Regions from separate parts of the Homo sapiens genome. Here region 2 is linked to region 1. The links are chromatin loops, found by intact Hi-C in ENCODE. Cell type or tissue: ascending aorta. All regions are shown on one strand.

What was found. A loop is a pair of places that touch in the nucleus more often than their neighbours do. Peaks named below come from ENCODE experiments on the same cell type or tissue, not always from the same donor. Only the 100,000 strongest peaks of a DNase experiment are listed, where the experiment ranks them.
Region 2: a loop joins it to region 1, with 2.4 times the contacts of the local background. A loop is called at or near these places in 5 of 110 quality-filtered maps.

The regions. Positions count from the first base shown.
Region 1 is chr4:169,111,942-169,119,941 of GRCh38, reverse strand. It overlaps SH3RF1 (SH3 domain containing ring finger 1), which reads left to right. Exons shown (of 12, transcript NM_020870.4): 9 at 2,160-2,419; 10 at 3,312-3,673. Among named protein-coding and RNA genes, the nearest start is that of CBR4-DT, 110 kb to the right of the region's middle. In ascending aorta, a CTCF peak has its summit at 3,901; DNase peaks (open chromatin) are centred at 2,281 and 3,861; H3K27ac peaks cover 4,194 bases.
Region 2 is chr4:169,055,690-169,063,689 of GRCh38, reverse strand. It overlaps LOC105377527 (a long non-coding RNA gene), which reads left to right. Exons shown (of 5, transcript XR_939429.3): 4 at 2,111-2,269; 5 at 3,518-4,634. Among named protein-coding and RNA genes, the nearest start is that of CBR4-DT, 49 kb to the right of the region's middle. In ascending aorta, no CTCF peak of the experiment used is centred here; DNase peaks (open chromatin) are centred at 993, 2,789 and 3,539; H3K4me3 peaks cover 1,903 bases; H3K27ac peaks cover 3,920 bases.

The DNA of each region.
Region 1 (8,000 bases):
GTCACTGAGGAAAGAAGCCTTGGAAACAGTTAAATGACCTGTAATGAAATCAACACTGAGGGAGCCCTAGTTTTTGACCACCGGCCGTTTAATATACAGTCCAGGTCTAACTGCATTAAATCTTTCCTCAAACCGCCTGATTTTAAACAAATAGCTTAATGAACTGACATGTTTGTCAGCTGTTGGCCTTGATTTATAGGTTGGCCAGCAGCCTAATCAAATGAAAATCACTGTTGTTGCAGATGGTGACAGAATGTTAACTTTAATTTGACTTGCAAATTTTTAATCAATATAAACATTCTTTTCTATGTATGTTAAAATCTACATTCAGAATCCATCCCATCCAGAAAATGACAGATAGAACCTCCCTGGTGCAAAATAATGATAATAATGGATAAGAGAAATGCAACAAAGAACAAAAAAATAAAGTTAATGAAGGAAAACATTTTTATAAAAATTTTTTTGTCAAACATCTTTATCAAAAACCAATTATTAGAAGTCTCTCTGCTTGTATAGCCGGGTGCAGTGGCTCACGCCTGTAATCCCAGCACTTCAGGAGGCCAAGGTGGGCAGATCACTTGAGGTCAGGAGTTGATCACTTGAGGCCTGACCAACATGGTGAAACCCCATCTCTACTAAAAAAAAAAAAAAAAAAAAAAAAAATACAAAAATTAGCCAGGCATGGTGGCACGTGCCTGTAGACCCAGCTACTTTGGAGGTTGAGGCAGGATAATCACTTGAACCTGGGAGGCGGAGGCTGCAGTGAGCCGAGATCATGCCACTGCACTCCAGCCTGGGCGGCAGAGCAAGACTCCATCCTAAGGAAAAAAAAAATCTATCTGTTTGTTTAACTCTAGAGGAATATGTGCTTACAGTAAATTCTGTCATTCATGGTAAATAATAAGGATGTTCAAGCTAATGAAGTGTTTTCTTAGTAGAAAGTTACTATATACAGAATTGTTATCATTTAAATGAATTTGGAATATGGAAAAAAACACATTACACAAAACTATACTGAACTTAATTACATTCAGTGAGTAAATAGATGTTTAGAGTTGGCTGTAACCCTGAGCATGTGCAAATACAGGATGAATACAGGAGAGTTATTTCACACTGGCCCTGCTTTCAAGGAACTTACCAAGTCAGCAGTATTTGATAAAGAATTTATTTAAAAAATAATACACCAGCTAGGCGCGTTGGCTCAAACCTGTAATCCCAGCACTTTGGGAGGCTGAGGCGGGTGGATCACCTGAGGTCAGGAGTTCGAGACCAGCCTGGCCAACATGGTGAAACCCCACCTCTACTAAAAATACAAAAAAGTAGCCGGGCATGGTGGCGCGTGCCTGTACTCCCAGCTACTCGGGAGGCTTAGACAGGAGAATCACTTGAACCTGAGAGGCAGAGGGGTGAGCTGAGATCGCACCACTCCACTCCAGCCTGGGCAACAGTGAGACTCTGTCTCAAAAAAAATACTACTACTACTAATAATAATATACCACATTTTGTAATCAAGGGCCAAAGCATAAACAATTGTGGAGTTTAGAAACAGAATGAAAGAAGAAATCCACATGAAACAATAGAATCATAAGATCTTAAACCTGAATCTGAGGCAAGGCTTCTTGAACTGACAGTGTTCATGCTGGATCTTGAAACATAAATGAGATTACAATATGTCAAGAGAAGACGGAGAGGACTTTCCACTAGTGCGTGTATGTGTGTGCATGCATGTACATGGGCACATGTGTGATGTGGAGCTGGAGGCAAGTAGGAAGCCAGGAAACAGGAGCAAAGATATGGAAATGGGGATATTGTCAGGGAATGATCCTAGCTTGTTCTGTAGATGAAGGGGGAGAATCCAGGGCCTTGAAAGTCAGTGGAGATATTTGGTCTTGTTATGGAAAGCTGAATGCAATAACTGTATATTCTTGAGCAGAGTATGACGTGTGGTTTCTGGTGACTCAGAATATATTTCAAGACCTTTCTCTGTCTCAGCCATCATTACGTTGAATTTTCTATTCTTAAACTTTATAAAAATAATTCCATTCATTTTTTAAAATGTTCTATGTTTAAAGCTCTGAGTCATTTTTCTTGCATTTAATTGTTCTTTCTGTCATTTTGCTGATGGACTGGGCTTTCCATCTATGTTTGTGTCTTGGCAGGGCGGTGACAAATGCTTCCCAAGCTAAAGTCCCTATGTCTACAGCTGGCCAGACAAGTCGGGGAGTGACCATGGTCAGTCCTTCCACGGCAGGAGGGCCTGCCCAGAAGCTCCAGGGAAATGGCGTGGCTGGGAGTCCCAGTGTTGTCCCCGCAGCTGTGGTATCAGCAGCTCACATCCAGACAAGTCCTCAGGCTAAGGTCTTGTTGCACATGACGGGGCAAATGACAGTCAACCAGGCCCGCAATGCTGTGAGGACAGGTAAGGAGGAACCCAGGCCAGAACATATCAGGATAAAGGGCTTACCTGCCTAATAGTAGATCTTTTATGACAGATGTTGAGAAATGTAGATGTAATTTTAATAATGAACAACATTAGGCAAAGTCTACTCAGTGGCACCTTGTATCTGCTTATTTGGGCTAAGCGTGCCCTGCGTATTACTTCAAGCCTGATGGATAGATCTAAAGTCTGAAAGAAATTAGGCTGATCCTAAGAATGTCAATAGTACTTGAAATTTTGACTTCTATAGTTGAGATCATATGATCTCAAATCTCACTACTACCATCCATGTGACATTGCGTGATACTCTACTAACGGGTGTGCTGATCATTTCTGATTAACTTAAGCACAAGTCTACCTTGGACCCTATGGGATCTTAAACAGCTTTCTTAGTTCTGTAGCACTGAAAACCTTCCCAAGAGTCTTGGGTAACTAATGGGATGAGGGGTAAACTAAAGGCTTGTGAACTCTATCAGAAAAACAGAAAAAAGGAAAATGATTCATAAGAAAAGGGAATGAATAATAGGAAAAGGACTAGAGGGAGACATCGCTTGACACTGTAGAATACCATCAAGAACTGGCTCAGTGTCTCTAACACTGTGGAGAGGCTGTCTCCTAAGTAAAGGGACTTGGGTCAAAACTGAGCTTCCAGGCACTCAGTAGACTCAAGGGCTGACCTGGAAGGACAATAGATAGTGTCTGGGGATCCAGCTAAGATTAAGTGCTTTTAGGCCACCGTCCATCCCATCTTTATTGTAATAAATACAATAGCAGCCTTTCATCATGGTCTGATGCAGTGAAATGACTCATGTTTTGGTGAGCAGCATCTATTAGATAGTTGAATTTTGCTGTGTTCCCTCTTCCCATCTACTAGTTGCAGCGCACAACCAGGAACGCCCCACGGCAGCAGTGACACCCATCCAGGTACAGAATGCCGCCGGCCTCAGCCCTGCATCTGTGGGCCTGTCCCATCACTCGCTGGCCTCCCCACAACCTGCGCCTCTGATGCCAGGCTCAGCCACGCACACTGCTGCCATCAGTATCAGTCGAGCCAGTGCCCCTCTGGCCTGTGCAGCAGCTGCTCCACTGACTTCCCCAAGCATCACCAGTGCTTCTCTGGAGGCTGAGCCCAGTGGCCGGATAGTGACCGTTCTCCCTGGACTCCCCACATCTCCTGACAGTGCTTCATCAGCTTGTGGGAACAGTTCAGCAACCAAACCAGACAAGGATAGCAAAGTAAGACCATACTTACTTACTGTTTCTCTGCTTTACTTACTTCCCTGTTTTTCTTCTTATGTTGTGTCTGTCATTTTTAGCTAATGAGAGGACTCACTGTTCAACAAACCCTCAGGTGCTCCCTACGTGTGAGTCACTATGCCAGGTGCTAGGAGTAGAGTGGGGAAGAAACGCAGGCACCACCCCATCCTCTTATCTAGAGCTCATGTTTCTCTGTGTTTAAACGCCCACTACTTGCCAGACTCAGTGCTGCATGTTAGAGGGACCACAGTGAATGAGACTTAGTCACTCCTCCTTGTGCAGCTTACAGTCTCGTGGAGGAATTTCCTTTTCCCTTTAGTTACTCATTCTTTCATCATTTTGCTGTCCTCAAGTCTTCCTGCTCAGTGAGTCTTGCTTGATAAGAGTTCTGTTAAAAATATATATGTGTGAGGGGGATGAAACTGTTGATCAAAAGTGTTACTTATGGATTTATTTTATCTACAACAGTGGTCCCCAACCTTCTGGGCACCTGGGCACCATGGACCAGTTTCGTTGAAGACAGATTTTCCATGGACCCAGGGGTGGTGGCGGGGAAATGGTTTCAGAATGATTCAAGCTCATTACATTAACTGTGCACTTTATTTCTATTATTATTACAGTGTACTATATAATGAAATCATTATAGAACTCACCATAATGTAGAATTAGTGGGAGCCCTGAGTTTGTTTTCTTGCAACTAGATGGTCCCACCTGGGCATGATGGCAGACAGTGACAGATCCTCAGGCATTAGATTCTCATAAGGAGTGTGCAACCTACATCCCTCGCATGTGCAGTTCACAATAGGGTTCATGCTCCTATGAGAATCTAATGCCCCTGCTGATCTGACAGGAGGCGGAGCTCAGGCAGTAATGCAAGTGATGGGGAGCGGCTGTAAATACAGATGAAGCCTCACTCACTCACCTGCAGCTCACCTCCTGCTGTGCGGCCTGGTTCCTCACAGGCCACAGGCTAGTACTGGTCCATGGCCCAGTACATCTGACCTTAAGCAGCATGGTTCCTTGAGAGGTAAGACTTGAAATATAAGGAAACATTATTTTCTAAATCCATAGTTTTTGGGGTTTTTTTTAATGTCTCATTTGGGGCTGAATTTTAAAGAAAATATAAATGGAAAGTTATATTGGAAAGAATAACCGATGGTTGGGTTTAGAGACAGGTGATTGGAGGCAAGAGAAATTGAGAGTTGTTAAATGTAAAAAGAAAAAGAAGAGATGGTAACGGATCTGGATAATTTTATTGTCATTATTACTTTTTCCTCAATATTTTACACATTTCCCCTGAAGTTCTATACCAGTTCTGGGAAGTTTGAGGGCGATCATAGACTTTTAGCCACCTGGTTAAGTGGTAATGTATGTCGTTCTATTTAAATGGTTAAGGGAGCCTGTAAACAGCAGTTTATAAGGAAATAAACTTTATGGCCTACTAAAAAGTTAATATTTAATTGTTCGGTTAACATGAGAGTTTTTGAAAAAGATTGATATTTGTTCAGTGTTTATAATTAACTACATTAAACTTGCACTCAAGCCAACATGTTCAACTTTGTTAATATATTTATAAATAATTATTTTTATGGTTTAGATTTTAAGGCTTGATGACAATGTGTCTCAGAGCCCTTGCCACTGATAAGAACAGGGACTCTTCAGCTGGGCCCTTCCAATGTAGAATTCACTAAATCTCTAAGGCTTGAAAGGTACTTGTGATAGACAGAATAGTGACTCCCCAAGGATGTCCACCTCCTGATCCCTGGAACTTTTAAAGATGTTTCATTACATGGCCAAAAGGACCTTGCAGGTTTTATTAAATTAATAGCCTTTTGACAAGGTGGTTAGCCTGAATTATCCAGGTGGGCCCAGTGTAAACTCAAGGATGTTCTTAAAAGGGAGGCAGGAAGCTTAGGGCCAGAGAAGGAGACGTGATGGTGAAGCAGAGGTAGGAATGATAGGGAAATGAGACCACAGGTCAAGGAATACAGGAAGCCTCTAGAATCTGGAAAAGACAAGGGAACAGATTCTTCCCCAGTGGCCTCCAGAAGGAACCAGCCCTGCCACACCTTGATTTTAGGACCCGATTTTTACCACAAAGTTTGAGTTAACCTGTTACGGCACCATCTAGTACAGGTCCTTACTGGTCATCCTGTGGAGCACCCATCCCTGACAAATGACCATGGCTTCTGCCTAGGTGCGTGCCCCATTGACCAAGCAGTGCCCTAGCCCAAGACTGCCCTGTGCCATCTTCAGACAGCTGTAACTCAACTCAACCTTCCAACCGTTGTTCTTTATTTTGAGGGCCCACATAGAAAATGCAGATCTCCTTTCTACATGGTGCCCTGAGGTATTTGCAGGTGTGTCCCCTTGTGTCTTTTCTCTAATGCTATACCCTTGAAGTTTTCTTTTCCTATTCCTCATATCACAGATTTCAAATTTTCCCTTATTAAATCTCCTACCTCATTTAGTGTTCCAAGTCCACTAAAGAGACTTCTGGTTGATATAAATTTAGTAATTCCATGATTGTTGTCACTTAATCATGAATCTTCATGACTAGAGTGTCTTTAGTATACATTTCTCCATCACATCTACAAGGATGTCCTGGGAGAACTCACCAGATGCCACATTGAGATTCACCTGCCTTTTACATCATCCTCCCATCCACAGAGTTCTCCCCATTGCTCCATCATTTCTGCTGTGACTTATTGTTAGCGAGTGTCTCCTGGAAGAGTTTTATTTCCCTTTCTAAATGTTCATAAATCTTTTGTTTAATACTGTTTTAGAATTTCCCAGATGGTCTGCAAAGTGCTTTGGTGTCATGTGTTTGAAAATTGGGGCCGGGCGCGGTGGCTTACACCTGTAATCCCAGCACTTTGGGAGGCCAAAGCTGGTGTATCACCTGAGGTCAGGAGTTGAGACCAGCCTGGCCAACATAGTGAAACCCTGTCTCTACTAAAAATACAAAAATTAGCTGGGTGTGGTGGCACATGCCTGTAATCCCAGCTACTCAGGAGGCTGAAGCTGGAGAATCACTTGAACCAGGGAGTCGGAGGTTGCAGTGAGCCGAGATCACACCACTGCACTCCAGCCTGGGCAACAGAGTGAGACTCTGTCTCAGGGGGGAAAAAAAAAAGAAAACTGGGACTTGCACATGCCTTTCCTTGCCTGTTCAGTTGACCCTCATCCCAGATTCACCAGATTATCAAAGGTTATTGGTTGCATTTCTTCTGCTATTTTTCTCTGTACCCTGGAGTGAATTCAGCCTGTTAAGAGTAATCATTTGATCTCTAAATCCCAACTCTTCACTCATTTCCCTCTCGTCAAAGTTTGTTCTTCCCCTCCAGTCTGAAGATTATCCTTCCCTTTCTTCTTGCCATCCAAGAACCACCATCCTCCACAGCGGGTCTGTGTCTTTCTTGTTCTTCTTGTTTCAAACATAACTTTAAAAGAGCTCTTACAAAATTTTTTTTTGTCTTTAGCATTTTTGCAAGTTTAAGCTCATTCTGATCTTTAAGCCTTCTTGAATTGCTATGGGCCACGTTATGTTCTTTGTTATGGGCTCTTCTCTTGATCTTTTTGTACGTGCCCTTTAAAAATTTGAGCCATTAGGCTGCTCCCTGGGAGATCACATCAGTACCTTTAGATGCCTCTATGTTTTCATCTGCAGGGATGATTTGCAATTGTATGGTTAGAATTTCATTTTTGAGAGCCTTCCTATTCCTCTTGAAGCATCTTCCCTTTTGGGTTTCAGGTCATGCATATATTTTCTTTGAACATTTAAAAATCAGTTCTTTTAAACTATGAAGTTCAAACCTGACTATCATCAGCCTCTTTTTCCATGCTTTATTCCAAGTTCTCAATATTTCTGCTTCATCAGCAGAGCATCTCCACCCGTCTGGTTTCTGCCCTCCCTCTAGTTGATCAGAATTGGATCCAAAGTTGCAGTTTGCTCAACTTTCTGTGAGATTAAACTATCAGCAAGGAAAAAGTGTATTAGAGATCCTAGTTTCAGTTGAGACTTACAGCAGATATCTAGGTATTTGATAACGCCCTCATTATTTCTATCTTTCCTCGTCATTTTGTGAGCATCATCATCCATTTACTTAAACCTACCAGCAGTCCATGGTACATCTCCCACATGATAGCGTGTCTATTGCCCCCTCCTTTTCTCTGTACCCAGCTGCTCTGCAGTGGGTTACTGCTGCTGTTCCACAGAGAAATATAATTTTGTAATGTACAGATGGGACTGTCGCAGCTTCTCTTCTAACCGGCTACTCCTTTGAACAGTATTTTATTTGGAAGT
Region 2 (8,000 bases), 56 kb after region 1:
CAATGCCAGCTGAGTGCAGTGACTCACGCCTGTAATCTCAGCACTTAGGGAGGCCAAGGCAGGAGGATTGCTTGAGCCAAGGAATTTGAGACCAGCCTGAGCCATATTGTGAGGCCCCATCTCCACAAAAAAATTTAAAAATTAGCCTGCAGTCCCAGCTATTTGGGAGGCAGAGGTGGGAGGATCCTTTGAGCCCAGGAGGTCAAGACTGCAGTGAGCCATGATCATGCCACTGCACTCCAGCCTGGGTGATAGAGTGAGATCCTGTCTCAAAAAAATAATAAAATAATAAAACAAAATAAAATAAAATAAAATGCAGTGACACTTCTACCCTCATATGCTGGAGTTTGATGGGGGAGCACATTGATTTAGATGCCGCAAAAGCAGCATTTAGCTGTGGAATTACAGTCGTTACCCATTTGGGTATATTTTACTCTGCCTGGAAGAGTTCATGTGTTTCACGGTTGCTACTAGGTAAGGACGCAGGCCCTGGGAGATCCTGGTTCAACAGTGACTGTCTTATGTAACAGAGTCATTCTCTTTATGACCACCTTAGGAACCGCTAAGGAACATAATAAGAAATACACAGAACTGATTGTGGAACTGCTCTTTCTCCCTGCGATTCAGAGGGGAAAAGATAAAGCCACACAGCCCTGGGGCCTCTTGCTTAAGAACACATCTCAGTTTAACCACCAAGGCCGTTATGATAACAAATGTCAGTATGGAGGTGTGAACATCAGGGGCTATTCAAGGACGCTTCTCTGATCACTGCCATGTCTATCTGCTGTGATCACGACTATTTTATAAACACCCTTCCTACCCAATGCCATCAGAATTTTAGGGACGATGCTTCAGTAATTATCTTTTTTTCCCTCCTTCCTCCCTATTTTCTTTTTCCTCTGAATAGCTGCCAAAGTAACTAGAGTCATATAATTTTAGAGCTGGAAGCTCAGGGAGAGGCTTGGATCCTGATGACCCAAGCATGGGAGGGGCCTGAAAAAATGTCAACAGCGCTCCGTTGTTGATCCCACACATTTACTTAATATGAGCTGGTGCTGGCAGAGGTTTATGTTGGAAAGGCTGCAACTTTCTGTGCCCCACATAAATGAGATAAAACCTGGGGAAAGGAGTGTTGGTTTAAATCAGAAAGGCTCTGGTTTTTATTTGATACTAAACAAATCATGCAGTTTACAAGTCTGTGACACTCTAAGAGTTAACTAGCAGTTTTGTTTTTTTTCTTTTTTTTGAGACGGAGTTTCACTCTTGTTGCCTAGTCTAGAGTGCAATGGCGCAATCTCGGCTCACCGCAACCTCTGCCTCCCAGGTTCAAGCAATTCTCCTACCTCAGCCTCCCGACTAGCTGGGATTACAGGCATGCGCCACCATGCGCAGCTGATTTTTGTATTTTTAATAGAGACAGGGTTTCTCCATATTGGTCAGGCTGGTCTCGAACTCCCGACCTCAGGTGATCCGCCTGCCTCGGCCTCCCAAAGTGCTGGGATTACAGGCGTGAGCCACTGTGCCCGGCCTAATCAGCAGTTTTTAACATGCTACACAGGGTCTGGGAAAGACAGCTGCCAAGTTGGGGGCTTTGAAAATATGAGACATCTGTAAATAATAACCTTTGGGTATTTCACCTGTGTTTGCTTCTTTATATTACTTTTGTGTGTGTGTGTGTGTGTTTTGAGACAGAGTGTCTTGTCACCCAGGCTGGGGTGCAGTGGCGTGATCTCGGCTCACTGCAACCTCCACCTCCTGGGTTCAAGCAATTCTCCTGCCTCAGCCTCCCTCAGGCACTTGCCACAATGCATGGCTAATTTTTGTATTTTTAGTAGAGACGGAGTTTTGCCATGTTGGCCAGGCTGGTCTTGAACTCCTGACCTCAGGTGATCCACCCGCCTCGGCTTCCCAAAGTGCTGGGATTATAGGCGTGAGCCACCATGCCTGGCATATATTACTTTGTTCTAAAATTAATTTAGATCTGGCATCCTCTTTTTGTCCCTCAAATGTTATTTTACCAAAACATATATTATTGGGACAAGAGGCAAATTGCATGGCCAAGTTGAATGACGTTATTCCCCACTCTGACAGCTTTTGTTTTTAACTCTAGAATTTGTACATATGGCTTTGGAAACCTCATCCAACACTAAGTAATGAACATACATGAGGATACTATGTATTTTTCAACCTGCAAGCCCAAGATTTCAAATTCTTTGGTTTATCGCAGAGAACACATCTCTCAAATTGTCTTCAAGGAGCACTGCAGGAGGTACAATCCATTCCCCACTAACCCAGGAAGACTGTCTGAATTTTTTCAGAGGGAAGATGGGTGGGGGAGAAGTGGGGATGGTTAATGGGTACAAAAAAAAAAAATAGAAAGAATGAATAAGACCTAATATTTGATAGCACAACAGGGTGACTATAGTCAATAATAATTTAACTGCACTTTTAAAAATAATGAAAAGAGTATAACTGGATTGTTTATAACATAAAAAATAAATACTTAAGGGGACAGATACCTCGTTTTCCATGAGGTGATTATTATGCATTGCATACCTGTATCCAGAGTATCTCATGCAACCCATAAATATATACACCTACTATGTACCCACAAAAATTAAACATTAAAAAGTTAATCTTTTTAATGTTTAATTTTTTTTTTTGAGACAGGCGTGGTCTTGGCTCACTGCAACCTCTGCCTCCTGGGTTCAAGCAATCCTAGTGCCTCAGCCTCCGGAATAGCTGGGATTACAGGCCTGTGGCACCACGCCCAGCTAATTTCTGTATTTTTAGTGGAGACAGGGTTTTGCTATGTTGGCCAGGCTGAACTCCTGACCTCAGGTGATCTGCCTGCCTTGGCCTCCCAAAGTGCTGAGATTACAGGCATGAGGCACTGTGCCTGGACAGAAAGTTTTTAAAAAAAATTTGTTCAGAGGGAACCCATTTCCTCTTCTGCTACACAGACAGCCAGGCCTGACTTGCACTGTTTCTATCCCCCCACAAAAAAAGCAACAACATCACCGAGAAGATAGTTCTGTTTGTCTTGATGATCAACATAGATCTGTATAGTTGATTTTGTGCCAGCAACAGGCTCCAGTCACAACAACATGAGATTCCAGGCCTTTTTGCCTGCCATGCTGGACACAGACTGGGCCATAGAGAATAGGAGAACCCGTGTGTTCTTCTGAGTTGTCTGTGAAGAAAAATACACGGGGAGAGGGGTAGACGTGAGTTCCTGGAAGAGTGGAGATGTGTGGGGAATTCTCCAGCGTTCCTTAATTAGAAACACGACTCAGTGATGTTCTTTGGAGCCCAAGACCCCAGGAGGCACTGAGTCCAGTGGTCCCAGGAAGCTAAAAATGAGGGCAAGAGTCAGCGTGGCTTTAAAAATCTCTGATCACTCATCCCCCAGAATGAAATCTGGGACTCAAAAGCTCTGATGGAAATGAAGCAGACTTTAGGAGGTCTGGTTTCGGGGGTGCTCCAGGAGCTGAATGTGAAATGTTATTTGTTCCAGAAAGTCCTGGCAACTTGGCGCAGCGAATTTGATCAGCACCATACGTACGACCTGTCTCAGGAACGGTGCCATGTGTGTGACTAGGACTGCAAAGCAGCTTGTGTTCGTGGGGGAAATGACAGGCACAGGAAGGAAAAGCTGAGAACACTGAAACGGTTCCTAATCGTGCAGTGGGGAAAGGAGGGCGACTGCCGCGCAGAGTGGCACGTTGGCTGGAAGAGGGGATTGATCAGCAGTGCTGGCAGGAACAGCATAGGCTTGTCGTGTGATCTAACAGAAGAGGCAGCAATCTGGAGGCGCCCCAGATCAGAGAAGAGACATCAAGCCCCAGGAGAAATGGATTTCCTTTCTCCCCACCCATCAGCTGGGTAGGAAGCCCGAAGGAGCCTTTCATGGAACTATGGGAAGGGCTCCTCTGACGCAGAGGGGATGAACTGGAAGCAAGATGCTGACTGTTTCCAAAGGCTTGACAGTCAGAAGCAGGCAGGCTTCAGCCTATTGAGATACTTTACCCAAGAGGATTTCCGCTTAGGTTCTGTCTTGAAAGAAATATTCGCTCCCAAATTTCCTCCCATCAAGAGTGCTTCTCCCTACAGAAGGCTAAGGCTCACAGGTTGTCCCCAGGGACACATTTCTTTCAAGTAGGATGACTGGTATGTTTAGACTGAAAAGCTGATTTACTGGAAGATTGCTATCACCCCCTGGCCTACCATGTCGTTGGTGTGGCCAGTGTTTATCAGACAGTGGTGTTTCCAGCTTAGGCCTGAATGGAAGAAGAAACTGAAAGAAGAAATAAAAAGAGAGATGCGCCGGGCATGGTGGCTCATGCCTGTAATCCCAGTGCTTTGGGAGGCCGAGGTGGCAGACCACTTGAGGTCAGGAGTTCAAGACCAGCCTGGCCAACATGGTGAAACCCCGTCCCTACTAAAAATACAAAAAATTAGCTGGGTGTGGTGGCGTGTGCCTGTGGTCCCAGCTACTCCGGAGGCTGAGGCAGGAGAATTGCTTGAACCCGGGAGGCGGAGGTTGCAGTGAGCCAAGATTGTACCACTGCACTCCAGCCTGGGCAACAGAGTGATACTCTCTCAAACAAGACAAAACAAACAAAAAAGAGGAGGCTCGGCACGGTGGCTCACGCCTGTAATCCCACCACTTTGGTAGGCTGAGGCTGGCATATCACTTGAGGTTGGGAGTTCGAGACCAGCCTGACCAATATGGAGAAACCCCATCTCTACTAAAAATGCAAAATCAGCCAGGTGTGGTGGCGCATGCCTGTAATCCCAGCTACTCAGAAGGTTGAGGCAGGAGAATCGCTTGAACCCGGGAGGCAGAGGTTGCGGTGAGCCAAGATCACGCCATTTTACTCCAGCCTAGGCAACAAGAGCAAAACTCCATCTCAAAAAAAAAAAAAAAAAAATGGAGAGAGAGATGTTTCTCAGCTTTGGGAAATGCTGACTTTTCCAGCACACCTTTGCTCAGAAAAGCCCTATGATATAAAGTGTCATAGGAACCTTGTCCTTGGAACCAAGCCTAGCCTAGGCTCAGGGACATCATGTGGGAGTGACATAAAGGAGGCTCCTCTGTCACTGTGCTTGGGTTACAAGTAATTCTCGACATGGGAGCATGTTGATTTCTAACCATCGGTGGCGGAGCTGTGACTTCCCAAGCTGGTGGCTGACCTCAAGAGGACTATTATAGACACTGTGGGACCACGGCCTGAGAAAAGAATGGCTACCTCCCTCTCTATCCCATGACCTCTAACGGCCCGGTCACCACCATGGCCTTTTGTTCCTGGAGAGGGACAGGAACTTTGGAAAGTGGGGTCGCTCTATTGCTTCTGCAGGTCATCTTCCCAGACTTGCCTAAGCCTCAGAATCTCAGTCTTCTGCTCTGTTTTGCACGTCTTTTTTGAAAGGTTTTTAAAAATTACAATCTACTGTACAGAAGAAAATAATACACAGAAAATAATTTTAGAAAATAATACAACAGATATCTAAGTATCCACCACCCAGATTGGACAACATATTAACATTTTGCCCCATCTATATCAGATATTATTTATTTTCTTTTTTACTTATTTTTGAGACAGAATCTCGCTCTGTCGCCCAGGCTGGAGCGCAGTGGTGTGATCTCAGCTCACTGCAACCTCTGCCTCCCAGGTTCAAGCGATTCTCCTGCCTCAGCCTCCCGAGTAGCTGGGACTAGTGGTGTGCACCACCATGCCCAGCTAACTTTTGTATTTTTAGTAGAGACAGGGTTTCACCATGTTGGCCAGGATGGTCTCGATCTCTTGATCTCGTGATCCGCCCGCCTCAGCCTTCTACAGTGCTGGGATTACAGGCATGAGCCACCTCGCCCAGCCTATTTTTATTTTTTTTAAGACATGGTCTTGCTCTGTCACCCAGGCTGGAGTGCAGTGGCACGATCTTGGTTCACTGTGGCCTTGACCTTCCAGGTGCAAGCAATCCTCCCATCTCAGCCTCCTGTGTAGCTGGGACTACAGGAGCATACTGCCACACTTGGCTGATTAAAACATTTTTTCTTTCTGCAGAGACAGGGTCTTACCATGTTGCCTAGGCTGGTCTTGAACTCCTGGGCTCAAGTGATTCCCCTGCCTCCGGCTCCCAAAGTAATGGGATTACAGGCATGAGCCAGCATGCCCAGCCTATATCAGATTTTTTTAAAATTGCAGATAGAATTAAAAACTTGCTTATCTATTTTTAGTAGAGGGAAAAACCTAAATAAGTTTAATTCTAGTAAGTTGCTGACTCTACACAACAACTTCCTTTCAGTCTTCAGATAATGGAAACTTTGTGGATTTATGCACAGCACCCAAACCCCAGAGATCTGCCCCAACAGAAAGATTGCCAACAAAATGTTTGTCTTAATACTTGAACAAATTTTTCTCAAACTTACATTGTATATTTTTCTCCACCAGTTTGCTAAATGTCCACAAGGTTAATACCCGCCCAGCCAAATGAAAAGACCACTGGGATCAGGTGCGGTGGCTCACACCTGTTATCTGTTCCAGCTACTTGGGGAGGCTGAGGTGGGAGGATCGCTGTAGCCTGGGAAATCGAGGCCGCAGTGAGCTATGATCAAGCCACTGCACTCCAGCCTGGCCAACAGCGCAAGAGCCTGCTCTAAAAAATCAAAATAAAAAAAAAAAGAGCATTGGGTCTCCAAAGGTAACAGGTGTGAAATACACCTTAGCCTACTCAGAATTTTGCCCCATGAAATAAGTAAGGATTATTAAATATTTCTGGAAACTCAAACAACTCTTTAAACAATGTTCACAATTTTTCAATGTCCACATCAGCCAAACCCACGGAAAGCTAAGCATTAATTCACCTACTGTTGGAGAGGCTAGACTATTTAAGGAATCTCTCCTGAATTCTAGTCCTGAATTTCCAATGCAACTCGTGTCCACTAGAATGTTCTGTGAATGTTTCAAGCTTGAAACGCCTGCAGCCAAACTTGTTTTCTTTCCATCCAATTATATCCTCTTTCCAATGTTCCCCTTTTTTCATTAAAGGCACCACTATTCTTCCAGCCATCCTGATTCACAGCCTCAGAGCTGGCCTCAATTTCCTTGTCTCCTTCGTCTTCCACATCCAATTATTCACTAAATCCTGTTGAATTTTTCTCAAAATATTTCTTGCACCTGTTTACTCCATTCTGCTCCCACTGCCACCTTTCTAATGAAGTATTTTCCACCTGTGTGTTTCGGCTCCTGCAGCAGATTCTGCATCTCCCCTTTCTCCTTTCAATGAATTATCAGTATCAGATTAATCTGCTGAAAGAAGCACTGTGTGCCATCCTGCTCAACATAATTCAGTGATTCCCAGATGGCTTACCAAATAACAGCTTTTAAAAAAATCCAGAACCTTCAGTGATCTTCACGATCTTTATATGTCCACCTTCCTAGACACATCCCACATTAGGAACCCATTGAAACCTCTGCCCCAGGCGCATGGCACTACTGGCTTGCTAATTCTGATTCCTGTTCAAGTATTTCTTTGGCCTAAGTATTCCTTCCCCTCCTTCACTACATGAACCAATCTTCATGGTGCTTAATATGAACCAGATCATCTGGTGGGCCTCTAATACAACAGTGAACAAGACAGAAACAACCCCTGCCTCCATATACTCCTTACAGCCTAGTGGAGAAAACAAAAGATGAACTGGCAGTTGGCATGCCAGGCTGTGCAGGAAGAACTGTGACAAGGAAAGACAAGGCTGAGGTGGGCGGATCACTTGAGGTCAGGAGCTCAAGACCAGCCTGGCCAACATGGTGAAACCCTGTCTCTACAAACAAAAAAAAAAATTAGCTGGTGTGGTGGTGGGCGCCTGTAGTCACAGCTACTCAGTAGGCTGAGGTGGGAGAATCTCTTGAACCCAGGAGGTGGAGATTGCAGTGAGCTGAGATTGTGCCATTGCACTCCAGCCTAGGTGACAGAATGAGACGCTGTCTCAAAAAAAA